Regions from separate parts of the Homo sapiens genome. Here all the other regions are linked to region 2. The links are chromatin loops, found by intact Hi-C in ENCODE. Cell type or tissue: PC-3. All regions are shown on one strand.

Region 1 (8,000 bases), 530 kb before region 2:
ATATATATATATATATATATATATATATATATATAAAATATTTCCACTCAACTCCATCATTACAGCAGGAAACATCAGAGCTGCCCGACGTGGTTCAGATTTCCTTCGATGGCAGTAAATCTGGCTGAAGTTTTATGGAAAGGGTGAACTATCACTTCATAGAGAAGTAGTCAAGCAGACTGAAATTGGAGGACAACTTGGACTAGTTGAACTTTAAGATCTTTTCCAAATTTAGAAATTCCATTAAATGGAAGGAAATAGTTTTTATTATTAATAACAAAATATAATAATAATAACAGCAATTCCTTAATATTATATTATGCTTTGTAGTTTATATTTTGCCATCATATGCTTGAAACAATTGTGTGAGGCAGGTAGAATAGGTATCTTATTTCCATTGCATTCAAGGAATCAAGGCACAGAGAGTTAAGTGATTTCCCCATGGACACAAAGTAAGTGGAAGAATTAAGATGAGCACCCAAGCGGTGCCTGTATATCATCCTGTTGCTGCCAAATATGATCATGAGGAGAAAGTTGATGACCATTCTAGACACTGCTGAAGGAAGGAATAGCCGATTTCAGGAAGATCAGCAAAGACTGTGAAAAGGACCAGAGTCATTTTTCCTTTTATTATCTAGTAGGAATATAACCATGATCCCCAACAAGCCAGTGAACATCCTTGTACAACCACACACTTTACAAGGGTTTTGCTTTGAATCTTCCCTGAGACATCACAGGAAATGGGCTTCCTTGTGATACAACTCAGTTCAAGGCAAGTAAATCCATTTGGCAACGTGTTGTTTGACAAATTTTAAAATAGAGGTTTGATTTGCTTTTTATAGTTACCCCTGTTTTCACCATTGAGGACAGTAACTCCTCAAACTTTTGGGCATATAATATGTGTGTTTATATATATATATGTATAATTTGGATATATATATGTATAATTTGGATATATATGTATATATGTATATATATACACACGTATGTATACATACACATGTATACATACACATATATACACACGTATGTATACATACACATATACATACACATATATACATACACATATATACATATATACATACACATATATACATATATACATACACATATATACATATATACATACACATACATATATACACATATATATCCAAATTATACATATATATATCCAAATTATACATATATATATATAAACACACATATTATATGCCCAAAAGTTTGAGGAGTTACTGTCCTCAATGGTGAAAACAGGGGTAACTATAAAAAGCAAATCAAACCTCTATTTTAAAATTTGTCAAACAACACGTTGCCAAATGGATTTACTTGCCTTGAACTGAGTTGTATCACAAGGAATCCCATTTCCTGTGATGTCTCAGGGAAGATTCAAAGCAAAGCCCTTGTAAAGTGTGTGGTTGTACAAGGATGTTCCCTGGCTTGTTGGGGATCATGGTTATATTCCTACTAGATAATAAAAGGAAAAATGACCCTGAGCCCTTTTAACACAGTCTTTGCTGATCTTCCTGTAATCAGCTATTCCTTCCTTCAGCAGTGTCTAGAATGGTCATCAACTTTCTCCTCATGATCAAATTTGGCAGCAACAGGATGATATACAGGCACTGCCAGGATGATATACAGGCATCGCTTGAGTGCTCATCTTAATTCTTCCACATTCTGTGTGTCCATAGGGAAATCACTTAACTCTCTGTGCCTTGATTCCTTGAATGCAATGGAAATAAGATACCTATTCTACCTGCCTCACAATTGTTTCAAGCATATGATGGCATAATATAAACTACAAAGCATAATATAATATTAAGGAATTGCTCTTATTGTTATTATACTTTGTTATTAATAATAAAAACTATTTCCTTCCATTTAATGGAATTTCTAAATTTGGAAAAGATCTTAAAGTTCAACTAGTCCAAGTTGTTCTCCAATTTCAGTGTGCTTGACTACTTCTCTATGAAGTGATAGTTCACCCTTTCCATAAAACTTCAGCCAGATTTACTGTCATCGAAGGAAATCTGAGCCACGTCGGGCAGCTCTGATGTTTCCTGCTGTAATGATGGAGTTGAGTGGAAATATTTAATTTCTATCCTGAAGTATTAGTTTAGCCTTTTAGAACCCCAGTCTATTTTCCAAGGTGGTAACTTTTAACATGTTTTAGCAGAGCTCTTGCTCCTAAATCTTCACTTTCCCCAGCTGAAGACCCTGAGCATGTTCAAATATTCTTCAAGTTGTATTGTTTTGGGTTTTCTCATCATTCTAATTGGTCAGCTCTAAATATTTCTGTTTTCTATTTCTTTCTTAAAATGTGCCTCTTTCAGCTGAATATCCTGGCATGTTATGACCAGTGTGTCTAAAAACACAACTTGATATTCACCAACCAGATCTGCTCATCTTTCCCCAAGTCTTCATCTTGTTTTTTAGCACAAGTCAAATGCCTTAATTACTTCTCGTGTGTGTGTGTGTGTGTATTTTGTCACTTGTCACCTGTCTTCATTCTAAAATTTGCTCCTTCAGTAAAGTTTTCCCTGAATATTTTAATCCAGGGCCAATGATCACCCTCATCCTTACAATCTTCAGACACTCAGGACAGTAAGTGTTCTGGGGAAACAGAGCTGGAAAGAAGGGCAGGAAGGCGGGTATGCTTGATTTTTGTCAAGAAAACAGGGGAATTGATTCCAAAACCATGAAAGACAGACTTCTAGAAAAGAGGCTAAATTTCTTCTATGTTGATCTAAAGAGCAAAATTGAGACCAGTCAGGGCAACTTGGTGGGGGAAGCTCCTGAGATACGGTGGAGAGGAGCATAGGATTGGGGACAGGATAGCTCTGGGTTCAAGTTTGAGTCTACAACTTCCTGATTCAATGGTCTTAAGTGATTTTCTGTGTCTGTTCCCAGCCTAAGCCTCTGCCTCTACAAAATGAGGTGAATTTTACCAACCTCATATGGTCCTTTTTAGGACTAATAGGCATTGATTCAATTGGCCGGGCCCAGGACTCTGTGTCCTGGGGTCTTTTCACAGCACATGCTAACTTGTCCTGCCTCTACTCGGTTTACAAGAAAAGTCTGAGTGAAAGATCAAGTTCATGTTCAGAAATATTCACTCCCTTCCCATAACTGCATTGGAAGAACAGAATTTCCTGTTCCATTCATGGTGAGCTTGGCTATGTGAATTGTTTCAGTCAGTGGGATATTAGCGTCCATGATGCAGCAGCCTTGAAAAGTATCTTCATGCTTCAACTTACACTCTTGAACTTCTGGCATTGCTATGGATAAAAATATGCCCAGAACGGACAGTTCATCCCAGGAGGAGGATAAAAGTCATGGGGAGTGGAGCTGTACCACCAGAGCTGAGGCCACCCCAAATCAGCAGCCCCCCAGTTGACCCCAGCCTGCTGCAGATGCATGAATGAGCCCAGCTGAGACCAACAGTACTGCAGAGCCAACCAGCACACTTGCAAGCTGCGTAAATGCATTTTTGTATGCTCCCGAGATTTTGTGGCTGTTTTATATGCAATGTTATTGTGGCCATAGTTACTTGAAATAACCAGTAAAATAAGATATGAATGGCTGACAAGGCTCAATATTTCCCTCCCCTGAAAGACATGGGAAGCCAATATTTTTATTTGTTTAATAAATATTTAGGTGAACTCCATGTGCCAGGTCCCCAATTGTAGTTAGTTTTCCGTTGTACAAGGGATTCTGCTTTAAAGAACTGTACTTAAAGCAGTATAGAATTATACTAGAGCCCCAATTCCCTTGACTTAAAGTTATTACACACAAAGCAAAACACAAACTGCTACATGTGCTGAGCTTATACAATGTCCCTCTTTTTAAATCTCTGTGCATCTCTCTGCCCGGTGGACTCTGGACATCACGTTGTTTCCCTAGTTTCTAGAGCTGGTCTACCTGAGCATCCTGGAAAATCCCTGTAATGTTAGGTAATGAAGTAGAATTTTACTGGGTGGAAAGCTATTTCCTTTCCCTTTCAGTAAAGTGTCTCGAACTCTACTCCCTAGTCTTTTCCACCTTCCTAGATAATTCCAAAGGAATTTGGTGTTACGTGATCCTCTGAAGGGTGGAGGCAAAGAAGGAAACTAATAAGGACTTCTTTTTATTGCATAGCTGTGCTTCCCTTAGAATGGGGATCACAGTGGGACTGCACAAGGCCATCGCTCCTGCTCTCTGAAGGCTGGGGCTGCAACTGCACAGAAGAGGGTGCTCTTGTGCAAAGCTGCAGCCAGCTTCCTGGGAGGAGGTGAAGTTTACTCGTTCCTTGCTGAGCGGATGATTCATTGCTCATGATATTTGGTAGATGTAGTCTGCATTAGTGCACACATATTCTGCAACAACAGATAAAAACCCCAAACGGCAAAAATGTCAGGAAACTCATTCGTATGGAGGGTGCACATCCATCATCCTCTGCTGTTCTGATACGACAGAGCCAACTTTTATCAGCATCCTTCCCTTTTACCCTACTGCCAGGGCCCTTTAAATGAAAATTATCAAGGAATAGGGACAAAAATAGTGCCATCCTTTTTAGAGTTTTCAAATTGCTTTCACCATTTGGAAAATAACTATATATCCATTAACTCGTTTGTCACACAAATATTTATTGAAGGACAGTTATTCTGCTTTTTCAATGCTTTTGGAGAAAGAATTGAAGCTCCTTCCTTACCAATCAGACCCAGATGACCTGATTTCTGCTTCCCTCTCCAATCTAATCTCATGCTAACTGCCTTCTCTCTGGCTCTTTTCAGCCTCAGGCTTTTGCTCTCATATTTCATTTTACTAGAATTTTTTTTCTGGTTCATATTAGGGCTTATTTGCTTTGTTTTTCTCATTCTCCAGAGCTCAGCATGAATGCCATATTCTCAGAGTGACTTTCCTTAAGTCTGTATGTTAGTCAGGGTTCTCCAGAGAAACAATCAATAGAAGATATTGATAAAGATATAGCTATAGGTATGTTATCTTGTGATTATGGAGACCAAGAAGTTCCAAGAGCTGCAACTGGCAAGCTGGAAACCCAGGAGAGCTGATGGTGTAATTCAACTCAGAGCCCCAGTCAGAAGACATTAAAGACTGACTTCCCAGCTGAAGACAGGCAGTCGAGAGAGAGAATTCTCCCTTACTCAGCCTTTTAGTTCTATTTATGCCTTCTATGTATCGGATGAGGCTTTACACAGTCTACTGATTCAAATGTTAATTTCATCCATATACACCCTTATAGACACACTCAGAGTCATGTTTAACCAAATATCCAGGCACCTTGTGATCCAGTCAAGTTGACACATAAAATTTACCCTCACAGCCTGCATCTATCAATATAGATGCCCTTCCCTAATTACTAATACCTAATCTTGTTTATCTTCTCCTGAGTGTTTATCACAATTTTTACATGCCTTGTTTACTTGTTTGTCACATATTTACTGTCTGTCTCTCCGAGAATGTGAGCTCTCTGAGGGCATGGACAGTTTGTTGTGTTTTTCACTCTGTCCCTTTAGCTCAGAAGAGTGCCAGGCTCTCGGTAAACACTCAATACGTATTTTTGAATGAAATAGTGCAAAAATTAAAATAATTGTATAATGAAATAAATATTGAAAGGCAAAATTAACAGAAAGTTATGAGGACATAGAAGAGCAAAAGCCTTATTCTTTCTGGAAGAGTCAGGAAAGGCTTTAAAATGAGGAGACATTTGAGCTAATGGGAAATCCACTAACCTGCAAGGAAGTCAAGTAGAAGAAAGATTTTCAGAAAAGATCAAACAGTGTGTGCTAAGGTGGGTGGCCTAAAGCGATGAGCATACTCCAGAAATGGCAAGAAAGTTAGTGTGTCGGGGGGTCAGAAGAGACTGAGACGGCTCTTGTATGCAGTGGCGGGATCAGCAGATAACTCACCAGAAAGTGAGAAGTCAGTGGATGCTGGAGGTTTTAAAACAGGACATTCACTTTGGAAGCAGAGTAGATAACGCTTGGAATGGGGAGAAACTGAGGCCCTGGAAACTAGTGAGGAAACAGTTACAGTAATTTGGAAAGATAAAAGATGAAACAGCAACAGAGGCACGCAGGCGTGGGCCCACAGCTTTGGCAGAAGCTGAATTCCTAATAGGAAACCTTGGATTTAGAAGTGGGTAAAACTGGCTTGTGGCTTTGGGGACAGGCCAAGAAGAACCAGTGTCTTCATCCAGCCTGTCATAACCTCAAGGTGTTAGTGTGTTTGCACTGCCATAAAGAAATATCTGAAACTGGGAAATTTATAAATAAAAGAGGTCTAATTTGCTCATGGCTCTGCAGGGTATGCAAGAAGCAAAGCACCAACATTTGCATAGGGTGAGGGCCTCAGGGAGCTTCCAATTATGGCAGAAGGTGAAGGGGAATAGGAGTGTCACATGGTGAGAGTGGGAGCAAGAGAGAGACAGGAAAGGTGCTACACAATTTTAAACAACCAGACCTCATGTGAACTCAGAGCAAGAGCCCACTCATCACCAACGGGTCGACCCTCAGCATTCATAAGGGATCTGCCCCCAAGATTCAAAGACCTCCCACCAGGGCCTGCCTCCAACACTGGAAATTACATTTGAATATGAAATTTAGAGGGGACAAACATCCAAACTGTATCACTGGGGAAGCAAAAAATAATTTGCTGTTGCAAGGACATGGGATGCGGAGGCGGGCACAGAACAGGGCCCAGCATGTGGGCATAGAACATGGCAGAGATTCTGCCATGGGGGCAAGATGACATGGAGGGGACATGCCAGATGACAGGGCAGGGTCTGTACAATCAACTGAGAGGGACAGATCTTTGTAAAGAGCTGGTGTGGCTGAAAGGGAGCTGTTAGAGACCCTGAGCATATTCAAGCAAAATAAAAGAGGAGAGAGTAAATTTCGGGAAACTTCTGAGGTAGAATTATATAGCCTAGTGACAAATTGAATATGAAATGATAAGGGTGAAAGCCAAGAAAGTCAAGAATGACTTCATTGCAACTTTGAAGCAGGGACTAGAGGAATAATAGATTTGGAGGAAGTATTTGAAGAGTGATGTTTTCTCTAAATTGAATTACTGAACTCACCACCTCACCCGCGCTCCTGGTGGTCAGCCTCTCAATATTCACATTGTGGGACTTTTCAGCAAAGAGCTCCACAGGAAGAACATATACTGCTCAGTTTCAAACCTTTGTCACATTCCAGAACAGCTCTCTTTACAAGAGGCACCAGAGAATTCACCCATTCTCTTCTCCATCATCATCATCATCTTCCTTTTCAGTACTAGCTCTTATTTACTGAGCACTTACTGTAATAAATAACCACCATTTACTGAGCACTTCCTATGTCCCAGGACTCTTCTAGGTCTACTACACATGCTAAGTCAGTTAAACTCCTTACACACCTAAGTGAAGTAAGCACACCATTATCCACTTGTTAGAAGGGAGATAACTGAGGGACAGTGAGGTGAGTGACCTGCCAAGAGAAGTCAGACACAGTGGAAGTACTTTATGCGTATTAGTGCCTTTGGTCTTCCCAAAACATTTGGAATAGCATTATTCCCTTTTTACAGGAACAAGGAGCACAAGGAGTGAGGAGGAGGTTACATCAATTTCCCCAAACCATCCAGCCCACAAGTTCCAGAGCTGATATTTGAAAGTACAGTTTCTAAGCTGGAGCCCAGAGAGGAACTAATTCTTTGAACACCTTTCTGTGTTCAAAGGCAAAGAACACAAAGAAACAGAAAACATTTTAAAAATTGCAAATAATAGTGAGGACTACAGTTGATACTTAAAAAACACAAGTTTAAAGTGTGCGGGTCCACGTACATGTGGATTTTCTTCTGCTTCTGTCATTCCTGAGATAATAAGATCAACCCTTCCTCTTCCTCTTCCTCCTCAGCCTACTCAATGTGAAGGCAAAGAGGATGAAGCCCTTTATGATGATCCACTTCCACTTAATGAATAGTAAATATATTTTTTCTTGCTTGGATTTTCTTAATAA
Region 2 (8,000 bases):
TTCTTCTGAATATTGCCTGTTTAAAATTGGTTTCTGTTCTCTGTATCAAATTTCTCTCTCTGTTTTTAAACCTATTACCTTACCATTCATAGAAAGATGTAGTTTGCCTTCTACGTCATTGACTTGGTTTTCTGTAGTGTCTGTTCTCCTATTTATTACCTTCAAGGTACATTTTAATTCTGTTTAATTCTGTTTATAAGTTACCAGAATTCTCTTATTGTGCCCATAAAATCCTTTTAAATATCTACTGGCATTCCAGAGAGCCACTATTATCTCATCTCTCCACTCTTGTCCCATAAGTCCGTGCTTCCTCATATTTATTGAGAAATACACAGAGAACATCATCTAGTTTATTTTTCTTCATTTGTTTTATTTTTTTCTGAAAATGTTATTTTAGTTTTTTTTTTTTTTCTTCTAACTTTTATTTTAGATTCAGGGAGTACCTATGCAGGTTTGTTACATGAGTAATTTGCATGTCGCTGGGCTTTGATGTACAAATGATTTTGTCACCCAGGTATTGAGCCAATAGGCAGTTTTTCAATCCTTACGTTCCACCTACCCTCCACCTTCAAGTAGGCTACAGTGTCTATTGTTGCCATCTTCATGTCCATGTGTACTCAATGTTTAGCTCCCACTTATAAGTGAGAACATGCAGTATTTGGTTTTCTGTTCCTGTGTTAATTCACTTAGATCATGGCCTCTAGCTTCTTCCATGTTGTTGCAAAGGACATAATTTTGTTGTTGTTTATGGCTGTGTAGTATTCCATGGTATATATGTACTACCTTTTCTTTATCCAGTCCACCATTGACGAGTATCTAGGTTGATTCCATGTCTTTGCTGTTGTGAATTGTGCTACAAAGAACATATGCATGCATGGGTCTTTATAGTAGAACAATTTATATTCCTTTGGGTATATATCTGGAATGACACTGCTGGGTCAAATGGTAGTTCTGTCTTGAGTTCTTTGAGAAATCTACAAACTGATTTCCACAGTGGCTGAACTAATTTACATTCCCAGAAGGATGTGTATGTGTTCCCTTTTCTCCACAACTTTTCAAACATCTGCTTTTGTTTTGTTTTGTTTTATTTTGTTTTTCTGAGTCAGGGTCTCACTTTGTCCCCCAGACTGCCATGCAGTGGCCTGATCATGGCTCATTGCAGCCTCAACCTCTTGGGCTCCAGCAATCTTCCTCTCTCGGCCTCCCAAGTAGCTAGGACAATAGGCACATACCACCACACCCAGCTAATATTTTTTAATTTTTTTCTAGCGATGTAGTCCCTGTGTTGCCCAGGCTGGTCTCAAACTTCTGGGCTCAAGTAATCCTCCTGCCTTGGCCTCCCAAAATGCTGGGATTAGAGGGGTGAGCCACTGTGCCCAGCCAGTTGTTTGTTTGTTTTTTTTTAACTTTTTAATCATAGCCATTCTGACTGGTGTGAGATAGTATCTTACTGTTTTGATTTGAATTTCTCTAATGAGTATTGATGTTGAGCATTTTTTCATATGCTTGTTGGCTGTGTATATGTCTTCTTTTGAGAAGTGTCTGTTCATATCTTCTGCCATTTTTAAATAATTTTTGTTGATTTATTTAAGTTCCTTATAGATTCTGGTGATTAGACCTTTGTCATATGCATAGTTTGCAAATATTTTCTCCCATTCTGTAGGTTGTCTGCTTGGCATTTCTCTTGGACAATATAGACAGTTGAAATACCAGACTATTTTTATTGGTTTCATGTTGTTATCTTTCTGTTTGCTCATCCTTGAGTAATTTGAGTTGAGTTGAGGACCTGTTTTGCCATTGAGTATTTCTTAATGTGTTATTCTTTCCAGAAATTAGCAAATAATTGACTGATAGCTTTAATTTCTGGCTGTTGTCACTTGGCATCTGAGTTATCATGGCTGCTTCAGTGGAAAAGTAGAATGAAGTTAATCAGGTACAGATGTCTTACTGCCATCCTAACAAGAAATGCTCCCTTTTCTTTTACTAAAAGAGGGAGACTTCCTATTTCATGAACTGCATGGATTTCAAATGCATCTGATAGTGATTTTAAAAATAAATGAGGAAGTTTGATTACTGGTACATTATACTCAACATGCATGCAGTAGAGAAGCAATACAGTAGTATGGATAAAAATATAGGTTTGAAGATGAGTTGGGTACCTTTCCACAGTGTGACCTCAGGAGACCCACATCTGTGAGTCTCAGTTTCCTCGTGCACAAAATGGCACTAATAATATCTACCTCACAGAGCTACTGGGAAAATTAAATAATATCCTATATATTATATGCAACATATCACTAACATGTTAGGTATTGTTAATACAGAATCTAATACATGACAAGTATTCAATAAATAGTAGCAACTATAAATATTTTCTTAGTTGCATAATATTTTGTAAAATCTGCTGTTTTCCATTCCTTTTCATTTTCTTTTTTTTTTTTTTTTAGACGGGGTCTCACTCTGTTGCTCAGGCTAGAGTGTAGTGGCATGATCTCAGCTCAGTGCAGCCTCCGTTTCCCAGGCTCAACTGATCCTCTCACCTCACCCTCCTAAGTTGCTGGGACTACAGGCGCATACCACCATGCCCACCTAATTTTTGTATTTTTTGTAAAGAAAGGATTTCACCATGTTGCCCAGGCTTGTCTCAAGCTCCTGGGCTCAAGCAATCTGCCTGCCTTGGCTTTGCAAAGTGTTGGGATTAGCCCCTTTTTCTTTCTAAGCAAATCATCTGTAATAATTTATTTGGAGTACCTAGTAATAAAATTTCTAAATAAATACCATTCCACTTTTAAAAACATTTAATTAGCTTTATTCACATTAAAATACATGATTACAGGTCTGTTGCTAGCCATCGATCAATTCGATCAAGTAAACAAGAATCCTGAAGTATTTCAAGAACTGTGGGATGTACTCAGTCAAAATATAAGTTTGACTCAATTTTACATACTGATAAGTAATTCAAGAGTTTCATGATAAAGTCTTTTCACAGACTAAGAAAGACGAAAATATTATCTGGAATTTGGTTTCATTTTCATCAGGTGAAAAATACTTTCACTGTGGACATATTTATCCAACTTAGGTTCACAGAAGGAATGTTTTCAGTTGGTTACAAATATCAAAATGAATTGTCATCTGCTGGCAGGGAAATAGGGAACCAGAGACGGGGGGGGACTGAGAAAAATTCAGAAAACACCACTTGCTTTTATCTGGCTAGTTCACAACATAAACGACCCAAGCTACAACCAAAGTTTGAAATGTTTTTTCACATGGAAAAATTAGAAATAATTTTATTGTTTGCTTTGTAATTAAATTGATTCCTTTACAACTTTGTGGAAAGTTTTTACATTGAAAATCTCTGCCGGGTGCGGTGGCTCATGCCTATAATCCCAGCATTTTGGGAGCCCGAGACGAGCGGATCACTCGAAGCCAGGAGTTCGAGACCAGTCTGGCCAACATGGCAAAACCCCATCTCTACTAAAAATACAAAAAAATAGCCAGGCGTGGTGGTGGGCACCTGTAGCCCCAGCTACTCAGAGGCTGAGGCACGAGAATGGCTTAAACCCGGGAGGGAGGCAGAGGTTGCAGTGAGCTGAGATTGCACCACTGCTCTACAGCCTGGGCAACAGAGCAGGACTCCTCAAAAAAAAAAAAAAAAAAAAAAAAAAAGAAAAGAAAAGAAAAGAAAGAAAGAAAAAAAGAAAAAGAAAACTGGGTGCGGTAGCTCAGGCCTGTAATCCCAGCACTTTGGGAGGCCGAGGCAGGCAGATCACGAGGTCAGGAGTTCCACACCAGCCTTGCCAACATGGTGAAACCCCATCTCTACTAAAAAATACAAAAATTAGCTGGGTATGGTGGCGGGCGCTTGTAATCCCAGCTACTTGGGGGGCTGAGGCAGGAGAATCGCTTGAACCTGGGAGGGGGAGGTTGCAGTGACCCGAGATCGCGCCATTGCACTCCAGCCTGGGCGACAGAGTGAGACTTCGTCTCCAAAAAAGAAAAAAAAGAAAGAAAGAAAGAAAGAAAGGACCTCTACAGATGAGTTTCCCATAGACAGGACTGGAGGGAATTTAATGCCTTATGCTGTTTCCCTTTGATAAGCAGCCCCTGCAGGCCCCCTGAGTGATCTCCAGTTCCTAAAGCCACAGGTGTTCTCATCTATTCTAGAGAAACTGCAGGAGCATAGTGAATTAAAATGGTTTCACTTTTGCTCACGGGAGCCACCTACTGTGTCACTTTTACATTGTCCACATCCAACCCAGGTAAAGATAGGCTTTTTGGGGGAGCTAGGGGTATGATATTTTTAATAATTCAAAATTCTTAGAATATTAAATGTGTCCATGACTTTAAGAAAGGGGTTCTTTCTATCTGCAGTATAATTTCTGAAAAAAAAATGATTTGACTAGATATGTAAAATGCCAGAAGGCACTAGTAACTAAAAATCTAGCCAAGATAAAGTATCTTTTCAACGATTTTGTAAGTCAATGCACTGGGGAGAAGAAGGAGATGAAAGCCATCCAAAATGGGCCATGTCCTTCCATTTCACATTCAGAATCAGCTCTACTGCTGAGACCCCTATATGTAACATTTATCCTGTTATTTGGAAAATGGTATGGTGTGTTTGAAGACCACCCTCCAGGCAGTCTGAAACTCCAGACTGGAGGCTCAGCTCAAACCAACCATCACAAATTATATGACTGCACAAATCAATTTCTCTCTCTTAACTTCAGTTCAAACATCTTAAATGTGAGTGCAGTAGACTAAATCAGAGGCCTCAGAACTTCTTGTTTAATACGGATAGAACACAAGTATATGAAAAGAGATAAAACTGGATTGGACCCAGAGCAATCCTAAGGAACCCCAGGGCTCTGTGTGACTCAGTTTCCAAACCGCTAGATCAAGAGATTCCAAAGACATTCTCTAGCTCTAATAGTCTATGATTCAACATTGAAAATATTAAAAAAAAAAAAAAAAACCCAGAACGCTATGTCTCCATCTATATAATATGTCCCAGAGGTTTAGCTCTGAGGAAATTGGTCCAAGTTGCATCACTGGAAGAAGAAGAGAAAAAGAAAATAATGAAAAAAGAAAAATTGACTTCGCTCTAATGAACTCAAACAGGAGCTGGTTAGTATTTCTGAATCTTTGCCAGGGCTTCAGCCTCCCCTCTGAAAAAGTACATGTGGGGAACACAGAGCCCCATCAAATGAAAAGAGATGGAGTGCACAAGAGGACTTTCCAAAAGAAAAGCTCTTCTCCTTGAACTCTGCAGGATCCATTTGCACTACTGGACATTTCTGACACTGGAGAGAAAAAATGCTTAGTAGGAACCCTCTGTCCTCATAACAGGTTTCTCCTGTTTGTTGCTTTGTGAACTAATGTAAATCAAATAAAGCAATGTACTCAAACCACAGTGGACCTGAGTGTATAAATGAGGAACAGGTGGTGATTAAGTGTATAGTGTCATTTCTATTTTGTGACGTTAATGGATCACAAAAGCACTATAGTCCACATGGCAGGAGTGGTCACAGCCACCCCACATACTCTTCTTCTAAATGTGATCTCCAAACCTCCTTCCCTTCTCATCTCCCACTCAGTTCTGGGAAATGCAGAAAAATGTGTAATAGTTAGTGACAGAAAGAGCCACTGACCTAAATACATGGTGGGTCATTTATTATGCATGGCTTCTGATCAAGGAATTAGAGAGTTTTCATTCAATCTTTATTTTCAGCCACTCAAGTTCCATTTCCCTTGCTTTATTTAGTTTTGACAAAGACAGTTTCTGTATTTACACTTAACATGCTTAGTTTCCCTAAATATTCAAGGATACCATCAACCCTCACTGGAGGCCTCTTTGATAATGGCAGGTATAATTTCTGTATTAGTTTTCTGTTGTTGCATAACAAATCACCCATCCCCCCCACCAAAAGAACAACTTAGTGGCTTAAACAATAAGCATATATTATCTCACACAGTTTCTGTAGGGTCAGGAATTTGGAAGTGGGGTAATTTTGGCTTGAGGTCTCTGATGAGATTGCAGTCAAGATGTCAGCCAGAACTCCAGTCATCCGAAGGCTCATCTGGGGTGGGAGAATCTGCTTCCAAGATGGCTCACTCACATAGCTGTTAGCAAGAAACCTAGGTTTCTCACTAGAATTGACAGGAGGCCTTCGTACCTTACCACATGGACCTCTGAATAGGGCTGCTTGAGTGTCCTCACAACAGGGAAGCCAGTGTCTCCCAGAGTGAGTGAACTGAGAGAGAGAGACAGAGAGAGAGAGAGAGAGAACGAGAAGGATGCCTTATGATGTTGATGACCTAGTCTCATAAATCACACATCATCACTCCTTGTATATTCTATTTATCAGAAGTGAGCCACTAAAGCTGAACCCATGCTTAAGGGGAAGGGAATTAGACTCCACATGTTTTAGGGGAGACACACCAAAGAATTTGCAGACACATTTTAAAACCAACAAATCTTAGGATGGCCCAGAATCTGAAAATGGAAACTTTGAAAAAGTACTGCAAGGTAACGATTCAAATGTCAAAAAGATTTTCTGCAGGATTTTGTTGCTTGGCAGTGTAGGGGAGCCAGAGGTCACTTCCAAACCCTTTTTAACTCTTAGTGGGCTCTTTGGCTTGACCTAGGAGCCAAATTGACATCAGGTAGATTAATAAGAAAAAATCGTAAAAACTTTATTAGTTTTACATGTACATGGGGATCTTCACAAGAGTGAAAATCGAAGAAGTGGCCAGAGCAAGATGCTTTTTAGACAAAAACCAATAAACTTGAGAGGACAAAGAGGATCTGGCTAAGGGCAGTAAATTTCTTCAGGGTTCACTAGGAGATATATGAGGGGTGGAGAAGTAGTGAAAGATAAGGGCTACCTTAGTAAATATGTTTATTATAGTTCATTGCAGCCCCCAGTTCCCAATCTCTGTGATAAGGACTATTTTGTCACTCTAGTACAGGGAGGGGGCCCCTTCCAGAGGAATCTCTGTGACTTGCTGTCTGCTGGAAGAGATAGGTCAGCTTGCCCTTTCTGAAACTACAATTTCTTCAATGTTTTTAACTCAAAATAATCAATATACCAATTCAGCATATTTTGGGATAGCGTGTCCTTCACTCCTTCAGCAGTGGCACAACACACATAAGTATTGGTTTACAGATCATTAATTACTTGATAATAAGATTAGAATCAGAGGATCTTTAATCTAAATGTCAGAAAGAAGGAGTACTTAACATTACAGATATCTCTTAACAAATTACAGATATCTGTCATGATCTTGTAAAGTAATGTGGAAAATGGTTTAATTCATAGAGATTTTCAGGAACACATCTGAAGTATACAAGAAACTGGCTTTGGAATTTCTCTGCTGTGAAGATGCAAGGAAGTCAAAGATTAAATAAACAAAGATGATGATAAACATAGATGCTAATGAAAATGTTAATGCTTCTAACCCAGCTGATGATAAAGAAGATAAAGAAATTGAAGTGATTCTTAGGTGACTACAGTAATTTTTTTGGAAGTACTTCCATGATTTTGCCAAATTTTACAACAACTCTTGGAATAAAAGGAGTGGCAATGATTGTGCCATTTTTATTGTGTGTTGAGGGTAGAAGGGAGAGAGTGAAGCTTGATATTCATATACCAAAACCAAAAGTTAATTCTTGCTGAAAGTAAAAAGTAAAAAATCAGTCAGACTACTTTACTGACATAGAGGCAAATAACCAACTTATTTGTGTAATTTTATTTTTTTCATTTCCAACAGTTTATTTCAGCATCACACAAATATAGCAACTTCCCCATTCCCCCCAAAATGTAAAAGGTTTTCTGACAGAGTCAATAACATTTACACTTATGAAACAAACTATTTAGGTTGGTGCAAAAGTAATTGAGGTTTTTGCAATTAAATTTAGGTTGGTGCAAAAGTAATTGCGGTTTTTGCCATTACTTTTAATTGCAAAAACCTCAATTACTTTTGCACCAACCTAATATTGT
Region 3 (8,000 bases), 460 kb before region 2:
AGCGCCACTGCACTCCAGCCTGGGCGAAAGAGCGAGACTCCGTCTCAAAAAAAAAAAAAAAAAAAAAAAAGAATTTTACACATATTGTTTTATTTAATACAACCTCCCTATGATGAATAAACTCTTACTACTCTCAATACAGAGATGAGTGTCAAAGAATTTAACTGCCCTACATAAGGTTAACAAGTAGTTGAGAAAGAGTTCAACCACATATCTAATTGATCCAAAGCCCATACTTTTAACTTCTATACTTATTCTAAATACACTACTGAAACAAAAATGATCTGAATTTAAATGCCTCTGTTTATTTGCATCAACAATTGAACTTGTTTGTATAAATGTTGTGGCATTGAACAAAATTAAAAAGCTCCAAATGAAGCTCAGCCATACAGACTCCAGGTACCCATTCATTATACAATACATTTTTCTACCACTCAACATTCAAAGAAACATCCCTTTCCTGACTGGGCATGGTGGCTCACGCCTGTAATCCCAGCACTTTGGGGGCCTAGGCAGGCAGATTGCTTTAGCTCATGAGTTCAAGAGCAGCCTGGAAGACATGGCAAAACCCCGTCTCTACAAAAGATACAAAAGTTAGCTGTGCATGGGTGGGATGAGGTGGGAGGGTAGCTTGAGCCTGAAAAGTGGAGCTTACAGTGAGCTGAGAGTATGCTACTGCAATCCAACCTGGGCAATAGAGCCAGACCTTCCCTGAGGAAAAAAAAAAAAAAGAAAAAAGAAAGAAAGAAGTTTTCCTTTCTTTCAGTGGCAGCACATCTGAGCATTCTGCCTCTTCTTCTTCATTTCTTCTCTGCCCATGTCTTCTCTCCCCTCTTCCTCTGGGTATCTGGCACAAGGTCTCCTGGCTTGATGCAATGTGAAGTTCACTCCGGATTCAGTCACATCTGAGTCCTCGTAGTGAAGGCTTGAAGTGACTCTTCCAGGCTATACGTGCATGAGGAACCTAGGAAGCTATTGGCGGGGAAAAAACTAATCTAAGGAATTAGAGAGGCCTATAAAACTGTCCTGGTAACACTACCTCAGTCATTAAAGTAAGATGCCAGAGAGAACAATTCTGAACACTGGAAGGTATTCCATGACTCTTTTCTTCCTTGGACTCAACTTCACGGCCTCCAGGCTGACTAGGGGGCAATTTAGGGTAGGTACAGGCTCTGCAAGTAGCTAGGTCCAAATGAATTGTTTTTACTCATATCTGTGAGACACAGAGTCCAAAGCAATGTGGTTTTTGGTACCCGGGGTCACAGTACAGGGAAAAAGATATGTGTTCACTGGTTGGCACTGATGCATGGAGGATTTGAGAAACCACGATGCTGCTTGGATCTATTAAGGCTTTGACTATGTAGCAGTACATAGGGCCTGGCTACGACAACTGTGACGGCAGGTCCCACTTACAGAGGTCAGGGGCAAAGGCCACAGTGGTAGTAGCAATGTTCCTAATGCCCCAAGGCAGAACCCAGGGTGACCTGTCAGTGGAAGTGTGTGTCTCACTTCCTTGTGCACTTACACACGGCTTTGCTAGCAGGAGTGTGAGGGACTTACAGACGGCTTTGCTGGCAGGGAGTGTGAGCATTCAAGAGGCACCATTTGCAATTATCTAGGGATAAGTATCATGCTCGGAGAATGGTTGGATGTTCTGCAGGACCTGAGAGGTGGGAAAGAAGAGAAGTGCTGCAGAAATGTTTGAGTTAGACATGTAACACTAACTTGCATAGTTATTCTCTTTGATCCTTACAAATACCCACAGAAATTTGGGTTGTTATTTCCATTGTATTTGTGAGGGGGCTAAGGCTGGGTAAATTGTCCACGATCAAATAGCTGGTAAGTAATGGAGAGAAGAATAAAACTTAGATCCTCTGACTTACCATTCTTTCCTGTAGCCTTCCTACTTTCCCAATCTCAGGAAAATTATTATCTTCAATAAATTGTGGGTTTTTTTTTTTTTTTACCAGCAAATTAGGCTTATGTAATCATACTTTTCCTTTTTACATTGACCATTAGAAATCTGAGTTGAATTTTTAAAAATTGTACTGACAATATTAATCTAGTAAGTTGATATGTTTACCACAATTTTTTCCTAAAAATTTTCTAATTTCTGTTTTTCTTTTAACTGCTTTTTGTTATACCTATCTTTTGTTGAAAGCCACTTCAGACCTTGGAAGCAAATGGGATATTCTCTTTACGTAAGCAGAGAAAGAAATCTGGAAACCAAACTTGCTACCTCCAGAGTGTGAATCAGATTGGTCATTCCCAGAGAATAAACTGAGAAATTCCAAGTGAATTGGGAGATATCACATAAACTTTGATTTTTTTCCCATAGTCTTAATGAATTTTGCTGATGTCTTGATATTCCCAATCTCCCCTTTTAATCAACGTTATGTGTTTGAGATAAGTTCGGCAGAGGTTGGAGGATCAGACCTTAGTCATAGAACACAGGAGAGAATATCTAACAGTCTAATAAATGCATATAAATTAAATACATACTGGGCAAACCACTCTAGATTTGAAGTATTAAAATCTGGGGAAGAATCACAGTTAAGCTGGTTGACTGGGCACTTCTTGACTTAATGAAAATTTGTCAGCAAAAGGCTACCATACGAGTTAGGGAAGGTGTACCTTAAGCATGTCTTGAATGGCATGACTTTGTGGGTGAGGAAGATAGTGTTTGCTATGAAATAGTAACAGGAATAGACATGTCACACACAAGGGAAGAATAGCAGTTGTTCCTAACTAGAGCTTACAGTATGGTCCAGGAAGGTGTGGAGTTGAGTTAGAAGTTCTAGGGGGAAGAGGAGAAGAGCTTAAAGAAAAAATAGGAGTTAGAAGTGCCTGTGATGAACTCAAAGCAAAAGCCATCTGAGAATGGAAAATCTCATAAAGGAAGGATGAATAGGAGTAGGAAAAACCACTGAACCACCATTATCTACCAGACAGGTATATCATCTATGCTTCAGAAGAAATCTCATCAAACATGCATGTCAGGACTGGGCTGTGAATTGCAATTAAAATATTTACACAGAGGGAGAAAACTAATTTTTTTAAATGATAATGTGATTCTGTGAGGGTGATGACACTGGTGGTAGTACAGACTTTGGATCTTCCTGAATTCCCACCTGAAAATAGAAAAAGCAAATAGCAAGCAAGCCAGCGAAAACATGGAAAGCATTTACAACATAATGAGATGTCAAAGTAGCCCCATGAATTCCAAAATACAAGCAGTTGGGGATTAATGGTCAACAGCCAGAAGACGGTGTGATATTGACATTGTGCAGGAAAAATAAAAAAGGAAGCAGTGGAGGTTCAGATAGACCTGGGAGGAGGAGAATCCCTAAATAGCTAAAAGATATTCACCAGAAAGTAATGCAGACAATTTGAATTTAGCAGGGTTTCACGGTTCCACAAACAGGTAAGTGCAGGGATCTCTGCTAATTTCTCAAGGGGTAGACATATAACCTAGTCCCTGTGAACTTTTGATCGTAGCCAGCCAGGACAGCGCTCCATGACAGGGTGCCAGACTTACTGGGGGCAGAGCCTAAATTACTTGGGGCAGAATTAAAATGTACCAGCATAAACAACAAAGAAAAGGGAAGGTTTCCATGAAAGTCACATGGGAAACAGAGCCCTCTAGCTCCAACATTTCACAGAAGCAACAGAAGAGGGAGCTCTGTAAGCTTAAAAACAATAATAAAAGCTAACCAAACCAATTTATTTGCCTAAAAGTGCAAATAAATTAACTTCGCAGGAAAATAAACAACAGAAAAGTATAAAAGTCAAATATCACACAGAATTAAGATAATAAAAAAGAGAGTAAGAATCAGAATAACACCTCTACAGACAATGAAATCATGCCAGAGACATGTTCCAAGAATGGATTAAAGTTTTAATATACTATTTTAAAACAATTAAAAGGAATTTTTAAAAGTACATTATACAATACACGAAGGACACATAAGGGAAAAAACACATAAATAGGAGACATAAGAAAGACTTCAAAATAAAAGAAAAAAACACTTTCAGGAAATAACAAAACTATAAAGTATGCAACAGCAAATAAACATGACAAATAATGCCTTAAGAGAAATAGAAAATGAAAAGAAAAAAACTGTAAAAACATAAAAGAATTAAAGTACGGCCAGTGCTGTAATCCCAGCACTTGGCGAGGCTGAGGCAGGAGGACCACATGAAGTCTGGAGTTCAAGACCAGTCTGGCCAACATGACAAAACCCCGTCTCTACTAAAAGTGGAAAAATTAGCCGGGCATGGTGGCACATGTCTGTACTCTCAGCTACTTGGGAGGCTGAGGCACGAGAATCACTCAAACCTAGGAGGCAGAGGTTGCAGTGAGCTGAAACAGCACCACTGCACTCCAGCCTGGGCAAGAGAATGAGACACCATCTCAAAAAAAAAAAAAAAAAATTAAAGAAAGTTATAAAAAGATTTTTGATAAGTATCAAAAAAAAGAAAAAGACCTAACACAAAGAAATAGAGGTCTCCAAAGAAGAAAATTAAAGCAAAGAAATAGAACAATTAATAAATACTGTCAGATAACTTACCTAAAATTAAAACATTTTTTAGAGAGTAGAATGGTGGCTGCCAGGGGTTAAGAGAAGGGAGGAGTAGAAAATTATTGTTGGAAGGGTACAGAGTTTTAGTTTTGCAGGATTAAAATGGATGGTGGTGATGTTTGCACAACAATGTGATATACTTAATGTTTTCAAACTATACACATACAAATGGTTAAAATAGTACATTTTATGTTATCTATATCTTATCATAACTGTAAAAATTAATTAAAAAGACAAAACACGTTTTTAAAAAGTGGGTACATCTAAACCATAGTGTCTCAGTGATTAAACCCAAAGGAAATGCAAGGAAGTTATGACTATAAAGGATGCTGGCTATGTAGGAAAGATGAAGGGGGCTGTGACTGGATAATGGGATGAAGTACCCAGAAGAGTGTTTTGAGGAGGTGGGCAGAAAAGTTCTATGTATTGACCTAGATGGGAGTCACAAGAGTCTTGACCTGAAAATAATTCACCATGGTATACATTTGTATCGTTTAGTTTTCTATATTCAGGTTTTATTTTAAAATAGAAAGGGGAAAAGAATAGAAAATAAATGAGAGAACGATGAATGTGTTCAGATGCACAAAATCTAATAAAGTATTTCCATTTGCTTTGGTTGTATCCCAGCTATAGCTCTTCACTGTGAAGACATTTATCTTATTTACAGGTTTTTCATTCAACCTTTCTCTCATTTATTTATTTAACTTTCGGATTAATGTGCTTACATTCTAGAAATCAAATATAAAGCGCTGAAGCAGGAAGACAGATACTAGTTATTCTCCATCCCCCCGCCCTTGCTAAGACCCGTTCTCATCACCTTCTTTTATCTGCTCTGTGCTGCTGGAGATCATCCTTATGGACTGAGTCTTCCAGCTCCCAGGTCCTCTGGTTTCCATTTGTGTTTGGCCAGCAAGAGACACCATCAAGAGACTGAAGGGCAGGTAGGGGAAGGAAAGGTCAAGGTATGTCCTGCCTCACTTTTCCCTCTACTTCTATGCTATAATTCTGGCAAAGGTTTTATTTATCTGTAATTACTACTAGGATTCTTCTGCTCCAAGGCAACTCTCCCATTGAGCCCCCATGATATTGTTTCCAACTCTTCTTCCTTTAAGCCTGGGGTGGTAATGGCTTCACACTGTTGCTATTCCCTGGGTGCCTCAATGTTCCTATGGGCTCCTTAAACCCCCTATAATTATTTTATAATTATTATTTTAAATAATTTTTTATGTTAATGCCATAAATAATTATTTTATGTCAATGCCATAACCACTTCAACATGTGTGGAAAAGAGGTTTTTGCAGATGTGATCTAGAGATGAGATTCTCCTGGAGTATCCATGTGGGCCCTAAATCCAATCACAAATATCCTTATAAGAAACAGAAGTGGAGAAGACATAGACACAGGGGGAAGGCCATAAGCTGAGGGAGGCCGAGACTGTAGTTATGCAGCCATACGCCAAAGAACACAGAGAGCCACTAGAGGTTGGAAGAGGCAAAGGAGAATTTTCCCCCAGAGACTTCAGAGAGTGCATGGCTGTGCTGATGCCTTGATTTTTTTTTTAATTTCTGGCCTCCAGAACTGTAAAAGAATAAACTTCTCTTGTTTTAAGCACCAAGTGTGTGGCAATTTGTTACAGCACCACAGGAAACTAATACACCGTGTAAGTGTGCCTTCAGGATCCTGATTGAATTAGAGATTATAGTCTATTAAGGAAAGCAGACATTAAATAAATCAGCCCACATCTCCAACTCAATATTCTTCACACTATGCCTTTACTTCTCATCCAGGGAAAAAACAGAATGGCCCTAAAGAAATTATTGCTAGACACTGACAGGTGAGGTTCCCCAGTGAAAGATCAATCTACAGTGCATCCCTCCAAACCATATCTCCTCTATCCCCACTTATCTCCCCTACCCCCACAGAAATTCCTATTTTTCTTTAAGGTCCTATTGTTAAATATGAATACACAAAGAAGGTTTACAGACATTTGAAAAATTATTTATCATGGAAACAGAGACCAAGACACATATAATGCACATTACACAATGCACACACATACAAGTACACACACACACAGATAAATCCAAAAAACAAAAAAGAAAGAAAACTTTAGAGAATGATATGTCCTCAAAAAATAAAAGAGGATACTGCATCCATGAAACAAGAACAGATTACTACTTAAAAAGAAATCAGAGAACAAGGAAGCAATTCTGAAACCACTTTACATATTTGTTAAAACTGAACAAGTAAATATTAATACATAAATTGTAGATAATGGGAGTCAAGGTTCTCACTGTCAAAGAAAGAAGTAACAAATAAACAATGAGAGAAGGTTAGAGTGAATCCTGTGAGGCTAAATTAGAGTCAAATAATATGAGCTCATGATTATGTATATATACGACACACACATAAATTTTGAAATATTTAAAATGTATAAAATATGTTTGTGTATATATGTGCGGTATAAATACATATATCCCCTATCTCTATCCACGGAAGTGACCTAGAAGCAATAACACCCCAGTAGCAATGAACACACCCAGAACCCATATCTTGGCTTCTAATACTATTCTTCAATAATAGGAACCAGGGATACTTGGAAAAATGGCTGATTCTAGGGCTGTGGCAGGAAATAGGCAAGATGAATCTGGAGCCTGTTATTAAGGTGTCATAATGTAAGGAAGTGCTCAAAACTACAAAATAATGGGGATATGTCAAAGGAACACAGGAACCAATTTAAAGAGATTCTAAAGACTAAAGTTAGAACAATTTGAGGAGCAAAATAAACAACAAAGTATTTGATTATAACCCAGAGAATAAAATATCACGAGTCCTACTGATATCAATACATGATTGAATAAATAAATAGGGAAAAGAGACAAATATCACATACAGATGAATTCCAAATAATTTTTGTTATTTATAGAGATGGAGCTTAATTCCCCATCACTTGAGTGTAGGCTGCGCTTAGTGGCTTGCTTCCAGGGAATAGAGTATAAAAAGGGCTGGGGACTGGACATGGGTGGCTCTGTAAATTCACAGTGGAGAAACCTAGAAAACACTAGGTTGGCCAGATGATAAGGATTAACACCATCAGGGATGAGGCATGTGGATATCGAGCATCCTTTTACAGGATGTAACGAGAATACCACTTTACCTCTGTGGTCTTCTAGAAACCCATAATCTCAAACTGACCATGAGAAAAATATCAGAGAAATCCAAATTAGGGACACGCTACAAAATACCTGACCAGTACCCTTCAAAAATGTTTAGGTCCTAACAAACAAGGTTAAGACGGAGAAATTGTCACAGATTGGAGGAGACGAAAAAGATAGGATGACTAAAAGCAACATGTCATCCTAGCTTGAATACCAGAACAGAAAAAGAACGTTTATGGAAAAATCAGTGAAATCCAAA

The links. A loop is a pair of places that touch in the nucleus more often than their neighbours do. Peaks named below come from ENCODE experiments on the same cell type or tissue, not always from the same donor. Only the 100,000 strongest peaks of a DNase experiment are listed, where the experiment ranks them.
Region 1: a loop joins it to region 2, with 16 times the contacts of the local background. A loop is called at or near these places in 22 of 110 quality-filtered maps.
Region 3: it touches region 2 in a loop (6-fold over the local background); 21 of 110 quality-filtered maps call a loop at or near these places.

Annotation. Positions count from the first base shown.
Region 1 is chr1:221,473,996-221,481,995 of GRCh38, forward strand. No RefSeq gene overlaps it. Among named protein-coding and RNA genes, the nearest start is that of LINC02817, 140 kb to the left of the region's middle. In PC-3, a CTCF peak has its summit at 4,232 (motif pointing right); a DNase peak (open chromatin) is centred at 4,256; H3K27ac peaks cover 1,432 bases.
Region 2 is chr1:222,005,093-222,013,092 of GRCh38, forward strand. No RefSeq gene overlaps it. Among named protein-coding and RNA genes, the nearest start is that of LINC02257, 31 kb to the left of the region's middle. RefSeq lists an enhancer at 3,906-4,438. In PC-3, CTCF peaks have their summits at 4,231 and 4,437; DNase peaks (open chromatin) are centred at 4,199 and 5,369; H3K4me3 peaks cover 500 bases; H3K27ac peaks cover 1,052 bases.
Region 3 is chr1:221,540,231-221,548,230 of GRCh38, forward strand. No RefSeq gene overlaps it. Among named protein-coding and RNA genes, the nearest start is that of DUSP10, 200 kb to the right of the region's middle. In PC-3, a CTCF peak has its summit at 3,684 (motif pointing right); a DNase peak (open chromatin) is centred at 3,641.